Linked DNA regions of Homo sapiens: region 2 is linked to region 1. A link is a contact called in ENCODE Hi-C or POLR2A ChIA-PET data. All regions are on one chromosome and are shown on one strand. The core of a region is the stretch at or near the end of the contact, and the rest is flanking DNA. Distances in the headings are between cores, read along the strand shown. Region 1 overlaps LOC105369844 (a long non-coding RNA gene). Region 2 has its middle 140 kb from the start of PHLDA1-AS1.

Region 1 (6,791 bases), core at 2,875-5,374:
GATCTAGGTATCAGTAAGGGGACATGATGAAACTTTTTTGGAAAATCTACTCTACATTAGACATCATGCCAGGCCCATTGACTATGTCAACTCAGTTTCAGACAAGAGTCATGCAAGGAAGGGTATTTAGCCTGTAGATAAGAAAGCTCCAAATATGACATATTTAATAGGTAGTTAAATCGAGACTGAAATCTATGTCTAGGCTGGGTGCAGTAGCTCATGCCTGTAATCCCAGCACTTTGGGAGGCTGAGGCAGGTGGATCACTTGAGCCCAGGAGTTCGAGACCAGCCTGGGCAACATGGCAAAACCCTGTCTCTAAAAAAAATAAAGTACAAAAATTAGCCGAGTGTGGTGGTGCTTGCCTGTGGTCCCAGCTGCTGGGAAGGCTGAGGTGGGAGGCTTGCTTGAGCCTGGGGAGGTCAAGGCTGCGGTGAGCCATAATCACCCCACTGTACTCCAGCCTGGGTGACAGAGTAAGACTGAATAAAAATAATAATACTTTTTTTTTATTTAAGAAAAAAAAACTATGTCTATCCAGCTCCAAATAGTTTGTGTTTTTTACTTATTCTTCTTAATTCTGTTGCAATGTTTCCTAAAGTGATAAGTCAAAGTTTTTCCATTTGTTCTATTTAATCCCTACTCTAGTTATAACCCTTACACCATAGATAAGTTCATCAGATCCTTAAAAAGACTATTTTTTTTCTTCTGGTTATAAGGTGATATATACTCGCAGAAAACTTGGGGAAAACAAAGGAATAAAAAAATCACATATGTTCTTAGCGACATAAAAATAACCTCTGTATTAGTCTGTTCTCATGCTGCTAATAAAGACATACCTGAGCCTGGGTAATTTATAAAGGAAAGAGGTTTAATTGACTCACAGTTCCTCAGGGCTGGAGAGGCCTCAGGAAACTTACAATTATGGTGGAAGGGGAAGCGAACGCGTCCTTCACATGGCAGTAGCAAGAAGAAGTGCTGAGCAAAAGGAGAAAAAGTGCCTTATAAAACCATCAGATCTCGTGAGAGCTCACTCACTATCACGAGAACAGCATGAGGGTAACTGCACCTGTGATTAAATTACCTCCCACTAGGTCCCTCCCAAAACACGTGGGGATTATGGGAACTACAATTCAAGATGAGATTTGCGGGGGGCACAGCCAAACCATATCAATCTCTATCAATGTTTTGATGTCTTTAATGTCTTAATCTTCAGTGTTTTTCATACAAAGTGGGGTTATGTTTCATCTCTAGTTTTGTATTCTATGCATATATAATATTGTGTCATATTTTTTGTATGTTGCTAAATATTCTTTGAATTATTTCAATTCCTTATATTATTTATATGGTGCAAACCACTCTTTTGAATGAATATATTAGGATATATTTAAGAATTCTCCCACATATGAATATTATAATTTTAATTGATTCTTATTTTTAATCATATTGTAATAGACATCCCTATTTGCCCACAATTCTTTTTATTTGCTAAAAATACATTCCTATAAGTAGAATAACTATTTAAAATATACATTTTAAAGGGCTTTTGATACATCTTGCCAGATTTCTCCTGTTGCTCTCTATAAAAGTTGTAACAATTTGTTCCCTTACCAGTCTTCAATGCACTGTACCCACAAAGTAATTGCAAATTTGAGAAGCAAAACTGGCACCTAATTACGGTTTTAATTTGAATTTGTAGCTTATAGTGCAGTTGGATCTTTTTTAATATGTTCATTTGTATTTTGCGTTTCTTCTGTAGCTTGGCCCTCCATGTCCTTTTTTTTTTTTTTTTCCTGTGAATTTGAGTTAGAGAATGTTTGCTCCCTCTTTGTTCATTTTTTAAGGGTTTTAATAAGATTGGGGTAACCTGGTTTTGAATGTTTGGTGGAATTCACCTTGTAAATTTATTTCAGCTCATTTATTCCTTGAATGTAGATTTTTAAATGCTTAGTCAACTTAACAGTTATAATACAAAGTTTTTTTTGGTAAGTCAGTATTGGTAGGTTATATTTCTCTAGGAATGTATCAGTTTCATCTAAGGTTTACATTTTATTGACATAAACTTGAGTACATATTATTTGTTTTTGATGATTGCTTTGTTTTAGGTAGTTAGGCTGATCAATCTTGCTGTTGATTGTTTTATTTTACTTTTTGACTACCAAAAAAATAGAATGTTCCAATCAAGTTTCTCTTAAATTATTTCTTGTTTTTTCTTTTGATATAATATTAAATACACATTTACTGTCGTGTTTGAGAAAAGAGCTTGTCCCATGCTTTTCTAGAATACACAGAGGTGTATAGATTCATCTATTTTTTTTTTTTTTTTTTGGGGGGGGATGGAGTCTTGCTCTGTTGCCAGGCTGGAGTGCGGTGGCGCGATCTTGGCTCACTGCAACCTCTGACTCCCTGGTTCAAGAGATTCTCCTGCCTCAGCCTCCTGAGTAGCTGGAATTACAGGCACACGCCACCATGCCCAACCAATTTTTGTATTTTTAGTAGAGATGGGGTTTCACCATGTTGGCCAGGATGGTCTCCATCTCCTGACCTCATGATCTGCCCGCCTTGGCCTCCCAAAGTGCTGGGATTACAGGTGTAAGCCACCGTACCTGGCCTCTATAGCTCTATCTATGAGGGACTTGGTCCTGAGGATACATGGATTATTACCCTGAAACTCTCTCACTTTCAGAAAAAGCTGAAGAATGCTCCAAGAGTGGTTAGAAACTTAGGCCTTAAATGTAAATGGGAAAAACATGTTTTCAACATTATTACTTAACATTATTCAAAGCCTGTATCTCATTTATTTTTACTACTTCGTCTAAAATGGACTGATAATGGAATGAAGTATCTTACTACAATTATCTGTCAGTTTCTGTGTGAATCTCTAAAAATTTCTATTTATTTCTAATGGTATGGTATTATTTTAATAAGCTCATAAAATGTTGTGATGGCCTAATGTTAAGTTTAGAGGTAAAAGAATGCGTTGGAAGTTCAAGAATTTATCTATAATCCAATAACGATACTTTTTTGTTTTTTTTTTTTTTTTTGAGACAAAGTCTCTGTCACCCAGGCTGGAGTGCAGTGGCACGATCATGGCTCACTGCAGCCTCTCACTCCCCAGGCTCAGGTGAACCTCCCACCTCAGCCTCCTGAGTAGCTGGGACTACAGGCACGTACAACCACACCAGTCTAATTTTTGTATATTTTGTAGAGACAGGGTTTCACCATGTTGCCCAGACTGGTCTCAAACTCCTGGGCCCAATTGATCTGCATGTCTCAGCCTCCCAAAGTGCTGGGATTAGAGGCGCGAGCCACTGCGCCTGGCCTACCAATAATGATACAACTAAAAGCAATTCCCTCTGAACTTTTGATTCATGGTCTTTCTTATCTTTACTTCTCATTACCTTTGCTACCTTTTAAAGTTTCGTTTTACTTTTTTTTCATAGGAATTTAAGTAGGTAATTTGTAGACACTGTAAGACATGACCTTTATTTAGCTACAAGTCCCTTTTATCTAATACCTATTGAAGTGATCAATACCATCTGGATATAAACCAGACTTTTTCCACCTTGCCGCCCATCACCATGTCACCCCTAGTATTTTTATTTTAAGTATCCTCCCTGTTTTCCCTTAACTCAGTGTTAGTAAGGCTGAACACTCCACCTACATTCTTTTTGTTGATGTCTCCCAGCTCCCAGGGTACTGATCTCCAATGTAGGGTTTAGGCTCCCTAGAAGGTGCTAGTAAACATTCTTTTGAGGAGTAGGGGAAAATGCTAGAACTACTAATTATGTTTATTTTTTTATCTCACCTTAAATTATTCTTTGTTTATGCTCTATAGTGTTTATGATATAATTACAGTAGTACAGGTATACTTTACTAATAAATAAACATGTGTTTATTGAGTGAACTGAATTTGTTGCGTGCGCTACAGATCTGGTGATTTGTATGCAGGAAGTTTATTGGGGAATGCTCTTAGGATCAGCGCCTCAGGGGGTACTGTCAAAAGGGCAGGATTGCATCATGGTTCTCAACTGGGAAGGTTTGGAACCCCAGGATATATTTAGCAACATCTGGAGACATACTGGCATCTAGTGGATAGAGGCCAAGGACACTGCTAAATACCCTGTAATATACAGAGTGGCCACCACAACAAAGAATCATCCAGGTCAAAATGTCAATAGTGCTGAATTTGAGAAATCCTGGGGTAAAAGGATAAGCTGAATGGCAGTCAAGGCCAAGGCCTCACTTCATTCCGTAGGGAGCTCTGGAATCAGGTGGGCCCTTCACAGTGTTCTACACAGGCCAGTCATGGGACACAGGAAGGAAGTATGACCTCAGAAGGGTGATTGTCTTTGGCTTTAGGCAAACCTGAGAAAGCTAAGAGCAGGCAGCTGCCAACACCCACAATACTGGAGAAATGAGAGCTTCAGCCCTGAGAAGGTTATGGAGAGAGACTAGGTGGAAAACCACAGCATCCACTACAGGAGAAATCACTAGCCAGCTTTTTTTCTCTCTCATTATTGTCTTTAAGTTTTTTTCTAAATGTTATTTTTAATTGACAAATAATAATTGTGTATATTATGGGGTACAAAGTGATATTTTGATCTATGTTTACATTGCGAAATGATTAAATAAGGCTAATTAACAGATTCATCAGCTCCCATACTTACCGTTTGTTTGTGGTGAAAACATTTAAAGTCTACTCTCTGAGCAATTTTGAAATATGTACTGCATTGTTATTTATTACAGTCATTCTGTACAATAGATCACTAAAGCTTATTCCTTTTGCCTAATTGTCTTTAAGTTTGGTTGAACCTTGGCCTCATCCTTCCCTCTGCCTTACCACCAGTGAATCTCACTGCTTCTTAGGGCAATTTCAGACATAAAAAAAAAAATCCATTTTCAAGCCTTCCAAACTCAAGGACAATTTATTTCAGAACATTAATCCCTTATTCGGGGCAAAACTTCCCTTTCTCTTCACTCCAATCTACTCTCGGCTGGGGAAATGGTGATGGACAATGGAGCATGTAGCTTTCTCTTATTTCTCTTATTTTGACTTCCTTTCCCACATGCTCTGTGAAATGTTGGGACAAAGGGCAGGAGGAGATGTAAAACAGTTTAGTTTGGAGGCCACAGTGTAGAGGGTGTTGATCCAATAATCATCACATCTCTGTTACATTTTTTACAGTTTCCCTTTCTACTGGTTCATTTCTGTTTGTCCACTAAGGTACTCACAAATTGTTTCAGTCTTAACAGAAACACACCAAAAAATAAAATAGTAGCATCATCCTTCCTTGCTATCATTGTGCCTTTTTCTTTCTTTCCCTCCAAAGTGGAGTAGGCGGGACTTACTGTCTGCTTCCTGTTATCTGCTTATCTTTAACTCTTGACTGCTGGCTCTTTTACTTCTTCTCCCTGTGACTTCCCTGAAACTTCCAAAGGCTGCACATTACCTGTAACTATCAAATGTTAAAGCTTTTATTTTTTTCTCATTCCATTTGATCTTTTTGCAGCACTTTAACATGAATTGACAGACTATATCATCTGCTTCTTTTCTTTTAACTTTTCTCCACTGTGAAATAATGCAGAAAGAAAAGTAGACAAAATTTTAAAATATATACCTCAGTGATTACAGAGAAAACTCATGTGATTGTCACCTACCAGATGAATGTGTGCATTTCTTATACCCTAGAAGCCCCCCTTGCAGCTTTCCAATCACTACCAGTTCAAAAATAGTCAATATGCTAACTACTATGCTAATTACTTTGATATTCTTTATAGTTTTCCACCTAAGAATGCATTTCTAAGCACTATAATTTGATTTTGCATCTTTTTAAAAGCAATATAAAGGCCTGCAGTATATATTCTTCTGTGTATGGCTTCTTTTGCTCAATACTACATTTGTGAGATTCATCATTATTGTTGTGTATAGCTGGGATTAATTCCTTTTTATGGCTGTATGCTATTCAATTTCATGAATATACCACATTTATCCATTCTATTGTAGATGAACATTGGAGATGTTTGTAATTTTTGCCTATTGCCAGTAATATTGCTATGACCTTTCTTGTATACACCTTTGGCTACATGCGTGTATGCATTTATATTGGGTATATATCTAGGCGTGGAAGTAGTGAGTTGTTGGTTTTTGCATATTTTTAAATTTAGTAGAAAATGGCAAATAGTCTTCCAAAGTGGTTATACCAATTTATACTCCTGTCAACAGTATATTAGAGTTCCCATTGTTTCATGTCCTTGCAAACATCTGGCATTTTCAATCTTAATATTACCATTTGGGTGGTTTTATAATGGTATCACAATGTGATACTAATTGTATTTCCTTAATGACTGATGAGGTTGAGCCTTTCTTTGTGTGTTTATGGGCCATTTAGATATCTTATTCTGTGAAATGCCTATTGAAGTCTTTGCCCAGTTTTCTATTGTGTTGCCTGTTCTTTTTCTTATTGATTTGATGAGTTTTTTTTAAAAACATACTTTGGATTCAACCTCTTTGTTAGTTGTATGTTTTGCAAATATCATCTCCAATTTCCATGTTCTTAAAGTGTTTTGATGAAAACAAGTTATCCATCTAACTGTAACCCAAATTTTCATCTTTTCCTACATGATTAGAAACTGGTTTTTGTTTCCTGTTTAAGGCTAGCCTAGATGATGAAAATATTCTATTATGTTTTTCTCTAGAAAGTTTATTGTTCTGTCATATTTATAACTAAGTTCTACTTGGAATGGACTTTGTGTAGGGTAGGAGGCAGGTAATTAAGATTCTATTCTGTTT
Region 2 (7,274 bases), core at 4,439-6,938, 270 kb before region 1:
TGTTTTTATTATTATTATTATTTAATTTTATTTTAAGTTCTGGGATACATGTGCAAGACATGCATGTTTGTTACATAGGTAAATGTGTGCCATGGTGGTTTGCTGTACCTATCAACTCATCACATAGGAGTTAAGCCCCGCATGCATTAGCTATTTATCCTGATGCTCTCCCTTCCCCCACCCCCACAACAGGCCCTAGTGTATGTTGTTCCCTCCCTGTGTCCCTGTGTTCTCATTGTTCAGCTATTATTATTTTGTTTGAATTTAGTTATCACAGATTTCCTGGTTGTACGTCTGGTTGTATATATGCCAGTGTACACACATATATCAAAGTTTGTATCTTCTTAGAAATATGCTCATTTTCATAGAAAATAAAATCAACGTCAAGGTCACAAATAATTTTTTGGTTAAAAACAGTGACACCAATATATGATTGCAAACCTGAGTTCTCCACTGATTAAATGTGAAAACAGAGGGCTTGGACTCTGGAACCAGATATCTGAGCTTGAATCCCAGCTCTGCCACTTACCAGCTCTGTGGCAAGTTAACATCACCTCTCTGTGCCTCCGTTTCCTAATACATAAATTAGAAATGATAATAGGTCTACTGTATAGGATCATGTGAGGATTTAATGAGTATGTGAGTACATAATGTATGTTAAGTCATTAGAACAGTGCCTGGCACATAATAAATGTTGGCTATTATTATTAACAATTAATAATAGACATTACTAGTAATAACAGTGTCACAATTTAATTATTAATATTAATATTAAAATGTAGAACCACAACGTGTTATAATAGCAAATGTTGGCTGAGAAAATAGGCAATGATAAAAGCTTTTATAAATTAAATAACACTTTAAAATATATTTTATTAATAGCCTCTATATAAACAACCTATATTTGAAACAGCAATGTTGCATATATATGAATATATGTGGATATATCTGTGTGTGTTTACATAGCATTGTTCACTCAGTCCTCACATGAATCGTAACGAGTGCATGAATTTGTGTTCCTTGAGGCCTCCAGGGTATGTGTAGTCCTCAGTTTGTGAACCACTGGCTTCGTGAACCTTTATGTTTACTCTGTATATCAGTCATATAAATTAGTGCAGATTCTTTTCCTGAAAAAAATTCCATTGAATACAAAAAAATTAGGCTCTAGTTGTTGAAGAATCAAATACACTTAAATATAGTTAAAAATAATGAACAGAACTCGGATGGTATCTCCTTTAGGCTAGCATGGTTCACTCTGTGATACCAGGGATCTCATGGATCTCTTGGAAATAAGTGAAGGAGGAACCAAGTGCAATGTTTTTGGATTGCAGTTGTGTAGTGGGCAGAATGGTTAAAAGTACACAGTAACCCTGCGAGGAAGGTGGTATTCTTGTCCTCTTTTACAGATTAAAAAAACTAAGGCTCAGCGAGATTCAGTAATTTGCAAAAAGTCTTATAATAGAGCTAAGATTCAAATCCAAGATTGGTAGATGCCCAAGCTCTCTCCTTCTATGCTATAGTCCTGACAACGATGGCTGTCATTTTAAGATATCCTCCAGATTTTGCAGGGTTTCTGTTGTTGTTATTGTTATATTTTTATTTTGTCAGACTCCCAGAACACAGTGCATCCATGTAATAGAGGTAGAGATACCAGGACACAGCACATCAGTGTAATAGAAACAGACAGAGACACCAGAAAAATAAACATGGCTATTCATCATGGCAGCCAGCAGCAGAGGCCTGTGGGTTTTCCATGAAATTCTTTACAGGCCAGAGAGAAAAAAATCTAGGTTATTCAAATCAGTTACTCAGGCATTGCTGGTCAGTAAAGATTAGGCCCATTGGGTGTGCTTAAATGCCTGTGGCGAGTAAGGTGAAGCAAGATTGGAACTGCTGCCAAGGTGGCCGGGGGTGGAACTGACAGTGGTGAGGAAGAGGCCATTCTGAGTAGCTGGTTATCTTTCAGAGGATATGGGATAGATAAGGCCCTATCAAGATCAAAGAATGCATGTGGCGGGGGGGGGTTTATAAAGGAAGAGAAGGGAAACAGGCTCATTGAGAAACCAGGAAAGGAAGGAGGCTGACAGATGATATTCATCAAGTCCCTGTGGAGTGAGGGAGATGTGTGTAGGGTGTAATGTGGGAGTGAGGTGAGGAACATGACCCTTACTGATAAAGTCCGTTCCTCGTCTTTTGCAGTTGCTTTAAGCTCTGAAATGGCACTTGGGGGATCTGGGCTTGTCTTAGATCAGTACTTTCTAAGATATTTATCTCTTATTGCTGACACATGGCCCTTGGTTGTTCCCTCTTTTCTATAGTTCCCCTCCCTGAATCTTGTTTTAGGGGTTTCTTTCTTTATGGTTCCCAGGCCTACTCTCCTATTGTCTTATTTTATTAAATGTTATTCCTGTGAGGGAGGTCCATTAAGCTCCTTTCCTTTGTCTCAAGTCCCCTCTGCTGAGTTCCTGAGGACCGTGTAAAAGAACAACAGTACATGAAGATGGACAATTACTTATTGAGCATCTACAATGTGTAAGGCACTGAGAAAACCATGATAAATAAAATATACTTTTTCCTTTAAGGAGGTAACATCCCCTGATGAAGTTGACACTTTAGAGGGGAAAACAGAATTACAAACTAATATATACAATACAGTGTAAGAATATAATATTTGAAATATATGCCATGCAGAATATGATCCAGTTTTTCTCAAGGATCCCCCCTCTACCCTATGCCAGGGGAATCTACTATGTTTGAGGGAAATTCCATCTGCCCAAGAGGTCAGAGTTTATGGCTGGATGTGGTGGCTCACGCCTGTAATCCCAGCACTTTGGGAGGCTAAGGTAGGAGGATTGCTTGAGCCCAGGAGTTGGAGTTGGAGACTAGCCTGGGCAACAAGGGAAACCCCCTGTGTACAAAACAAAACAAAACAAAAAAAGCCGAATGTAGTGGTGTGCACCTGTGGAGGTTTTTGGAAGGCTAGGTGGGAGGATCACTTGAGCCCAGGAGTACTAGGCTGCAGTGAGCTATGATCATGCCACTTGCACTCCAGCCTGGGTGACAGAGTGAGACTCTGTCTCAAAAAATAAAAATAAAAAAGTCAGTTTCATTTACCTGGCAGCAGGTCAGTGTAACAGCAGAGGAATGACAAAGTAGAATGGAGAGAATGAGTGAAGAACTGTGAGCTGACACTTTCCCCTCTATGAACAGAGGACTGTGTGGGCCCAGAGCTGGCTGCTGAGCCTATTCAGCCAAGCTCCTTAGCTTTATGGAAGTACAGAACAAATGAAAGTTACCACAGGTGATATCATACCTACCCATAATAAAGAGAAAATGTCTTGATACCATCTCTTCCTTTCTGTTAAAGAAAAAAACTAGTCAATGATACTTGTTAAAACACAGGAAGGGAGACTTTATTCAGGACCATCTTAATAGGTATAGAGATCACTGCAATCAGATTCTGCAGTGGGGGAGAGAGATTGGGCTCAACTCAGAATACGGCATGGGCAAGTGGGAATTTATATGGAAGAAGCACGGTGGGGGTCATTAGATAAAAAAAATTACTAAGAGGAAACTTCAGGGGCAAGGGAGGATTCTGGCTAAACTGACCTAACAGGATTCTTACTGAAGACAGGCCAGGGTAAGCAGACATCACCTGGGGGATGGTGGAGGAGGAGGAACCCAGCCAGATACAGAGGGTGCTCGGATATCAAGGGTGGAAGTGCTTGCTAAACTGACTCAGCAGGATTCTTTGTTAAAACTGGACTTTATAAGAAAGTACACAGATGAGCCTAGGAGAAGTTTCAGGAGCTTGCCCAAAATTTGGTCAAGTAAATAATCTTTGTCCTCTCCTTACTTAGATTAAAATCGGATGGGTTAGCCTCAAAATTTTTGTGAAGAAGATTTAAAAAGAGACTGGCTGAAAACTGGTCTAGAAGCTAGTTATGAGATTATTTTGAAGCAATGTTGATTCCTGGAGCCTGGGCCCTGAATGCTGAGGGAAGCATCTGAGAAGAATGGACAATGATCTAGGGATGAGATCTAGGGAACAGAAGAGATGTTCGCCACAGGGTACATTGACAAGAAGTGTTGCTGGGAACTCTGTGACCGCCTCCACCCTAGGAACAGCTGACATGGGGAAAGGTTGATTTTGCAAACAGGAAGAACCAAAACTTGGCACTAGCTTTTGGAACCACAGGTTAACTGATGCCAATAGACATAAATGAGAATGCCTCAGAATTTAAACAATTTCTAAGTAATAGGAAGAATCAGCCTACTGTTGGAATGACATCTGTCTAAATGTCATCTATTAAAGAATCTCCATTTATTTCAAAGTTAAGAAATAACACAAAAAGGAGATGTTACAATATTGTGTAAATATCAAGTTAGAGAAGGATTTCCACAAAACGTAAGCGGGAACATCAATGGCAAATAAATAGTTTTTGAGAAAACTCAGGGTTTTCTTTTTCTTTAATCTTTTCTTTTTCTGGGATAAATACTTCAAGTGGAAATGGGATTTTCTGAAATGGGCACTTGCAAAAGTCTCCAGAAACCCCCAAGGAAGAGGGTTGACTCATCCAGAATACTGGGAGATGGAAAAGGGCCACAGAAAGCTGTTGGCTCCCTTGTTTGTGGACAAGAGAATTGCTTCTGGGCTGTTTTAGTCAGAGGCACTACATAAAAAATGAGCCAGGAAAGACACAACCAGCTAGGAGCCAGGCACTGTTTCTATGCTTGTTTTACATCCAAAAAGAACTAGAAGAAATTGCAATTTAAAATTTTGGTGGAATTTCTGGAATTATGAACAATGTCATTTCTGTAAATAAATATTTATGGAGTGTGTATCTTTGCCCACCCTGTCTTTGGCACCGTGAAGGTACACCAAAGACTCTAACTGTGATTCTTGCTTGTATTTCTCAACCACAGCTGGGATGTGATTTGTGCATAGGATTAAATATGTTGAGATTCTTTGATAAATCAAAAAATATTCCCTATAAGACACTGTGATCTTAAAATTATTCACAGATAATTGATCAACATTTTTGAGAATCCAGAGCTTGCTTGGTAGCAAATGAAACATATCTAAGACCCTCAAACTCCATCTCTAATAGGTTATGTATTTTTGTTTCTCAAATAGCAACTAGAATTTGGGGGTGGAATGGGGTAGGACGTTAGCTAGAAGACACGTATTAGGGAGAAAAGCCATTTCCAAATTGAGATCTTTGTTTACTGAATATCTGGCTTTTAGTAAGAGTATTTAATCCAAAGTGAAATTGGTAGATTTCACAGATGTATTTATCCCTCTATAATTAAAAGATCAGTCCTGTAGAGTTCTTTTCTTGAAAGATTATTCTATAATGTGAATAAACCATTCTCAGAATTGACAGCTTCTCTCTTCTGAAACCTTTCCTCTCTTCCTCAGCTGATTGAAAGGGCTGCTCATGGTCTTTTTCAGCTGCTTATAAGGAATATAAAGCAAACCAGTACAGCAGAAAGAGATGAATAAAGATTCCTTTGTTCCCGATCACGTGCCTGAAGAGAGAACACCATTGCCCTTGAGGCGCTCTCTTGAGTGGGTTCAGGATCTTCCCTCTTCCTGCAGCACTCTGCGATTCTCTCCCAGGGCTGCAAGAAAAAGCAGCACTGTTCCCTTCGGGTTGAGCCCGGCCATCGCCATCAGTGCTGCCACTGCCACCACCTCCATTCCCCGCAACCCAGACAACAGAGTGAACCTGCTAACAGCACAGAGTGTGTTTATTTATTCTCTCTGCATAGTGGAAACTTGTTTCAAAGAAAGTAACAGGGATTGCCTGATGTTAGAAGATTCAAAACACTGAAATACACTTGTAAAACGATTTGGCTGTCTTCAATGAATGTAAATAGTATGTATTTGGGGGAGTTGCAAAGGAGCCGATCAGCATATTTGTCAGAGAGGGAAGGAGGCAGAGGAAAATATTTATCTCTCTTTGTGAGCTGTCACACGACTATAGTTTGCCCATCACATCTGAATATCTGTTCAAATGATGTGATATTTTTATTTTGATTTCCTGAACTGATAAAATGTCCTGGAAAAAATAGGGCAGCTGATCTTTGGAATGTTTTTTCTCTCATAATCCTAAATTTTTGATTTCTGTGATTTCTCACTCTTCCCTTTTCTTAGAAATCCTCATGCTCTAGCTTTCTGGGGGGACAATTCTTATGGTTTTTTGTTATGTTGATGCTTTATCATCATTTATACCTCTGGCCCTTACTACAGAACCTTGCACACACTAGATGCACAATAAATATTTCCTGAAAAAGTGAATGAATGGAAAAATGAAAATGAAAATGAAAAATAAATGGAAAAATGAAAAGCATTGAGCTGTTTTGTGAAAATCTGATGAGTAAGCCTTTCTTCTTAGGAATTCTAGCCTTGGTTCCAGGCTCAACTGTTAGACTTCTCTGAAAAGAGTATACCCAAGTCTGCTTTCCCTTGGGTATACTGAGCTGGACCCCTGGAATAAAAACTTTGAGGAAACATCTAGTACAATAGTCACTGGTGCTAAGATTAGGGGCAAGACATCAAGAGTAAATTTGGTCTTACTCTTTCTCTGGAAAATTTTTAGGTATTTAGCTACCTACCTGAGATTTATTAGGCTGTTAATATTTCTTTGAGTATAAAGAAAAAAATAAGGGTGAAACATTGATGATCTAGTTTAATTTACTGAGAAATGTGCTTTTCTTCTTGTGAAAGTCCTAAATCTGTCCACTTGTATCAGTGGGACTGGGCATGTGGGTGGTGATAGTGGAACACTGTGTGAGCCACTGATATTGTGTGTGTGCTGGAATGAGGCATGCTTTCCACCTTACTCCTCCTTCTAGCAGCAATGAATATGGAGGGCAGCAATGTCATTTTCTCCTCGAAGGTCACAACCAAGAGAGAGGTGTCTCTTCTTATGTTTGTTTTCTAGGGCTGTAATAACAAAGTACCACAAACTGGATGGCTTAAACAAGGCATCTGTTTTCTCACGGTCCTGGAGGCTAGAAGTTTGAGATCAAAGTGTCAGTAGGATTGGTTTCTTCTGAGGCCTTTCTCTTTGGCTTGTAGATGGCTGTCTTCTCTGTGTGTCCCTATATGATCTTCCTTCTGTACATGTCTGTGTCCAAATTTCTTCCACTTATAAGGACAGCAGTCATATTGGGTTGGACCTGCCCTTGGGACTTTATTTAACTTTAGTTACCTCACTGAAGGCCTTATCTCCAAATACAGGCACATTCTACTGTACTTGGGATTA

Evidence for each region. A loop is a pair of places that touch in the nucleus more often than their neighbours do. ChIA-PET counts read pairs that join two places held with the same protein, here RNA polymerase II (POLR2A).
Region 2: a map of Caco-2 shows a loop between it and region 1 (3-fold over the local background). The contact joins two enhancer-like sites. A Hi-C loop is called at or near these places in 1 of 168 maps with a recorded cell type or tissue (Caco-2). POLR2A ChIA-PET finds 5 or more read pairs at or near these places in 3 of 52 experiments (A673, CD4-positive, alpha-beta T cell and activated CD4-positive, alpha-beta T cell).

Annotation. Positions count from the first base shown.
Region 1 is chr12:75,621,269-75,628,059 of GRCh38, reverse strand. The region is part of intron 9 of LOC105369844 (a long non-coding RNA gene); the gene reads left to right. Among named protein-coding and RNA genes, the nearest start is that of KRR1, 110 kb to the right of the region's middle. Within about 2 kb of position 4,124, at least 3 of the 41 ENCODE cell types and tissues checked have a DNase peak (open chromatin) inside an H3K27ac peak, as active enhancers do.
Region 2 is chr12:75,887,710-75,894,983 of GRCh38, reverse strand. No RefSeq gene overlaps it. Among named protein-coding and RNA genes, the nearest start is that of PHLDA1-AS1, 140 kb to the left of the region's middle. RefSeq lists a silencer at 6,681-6,975. Within about 2 kb of position 5,688, at least 4 of the 41 ENCODE cell types and tissues checked have a DNase peak (open chromatin) inside an H3K27ac peak, as active enhancers do.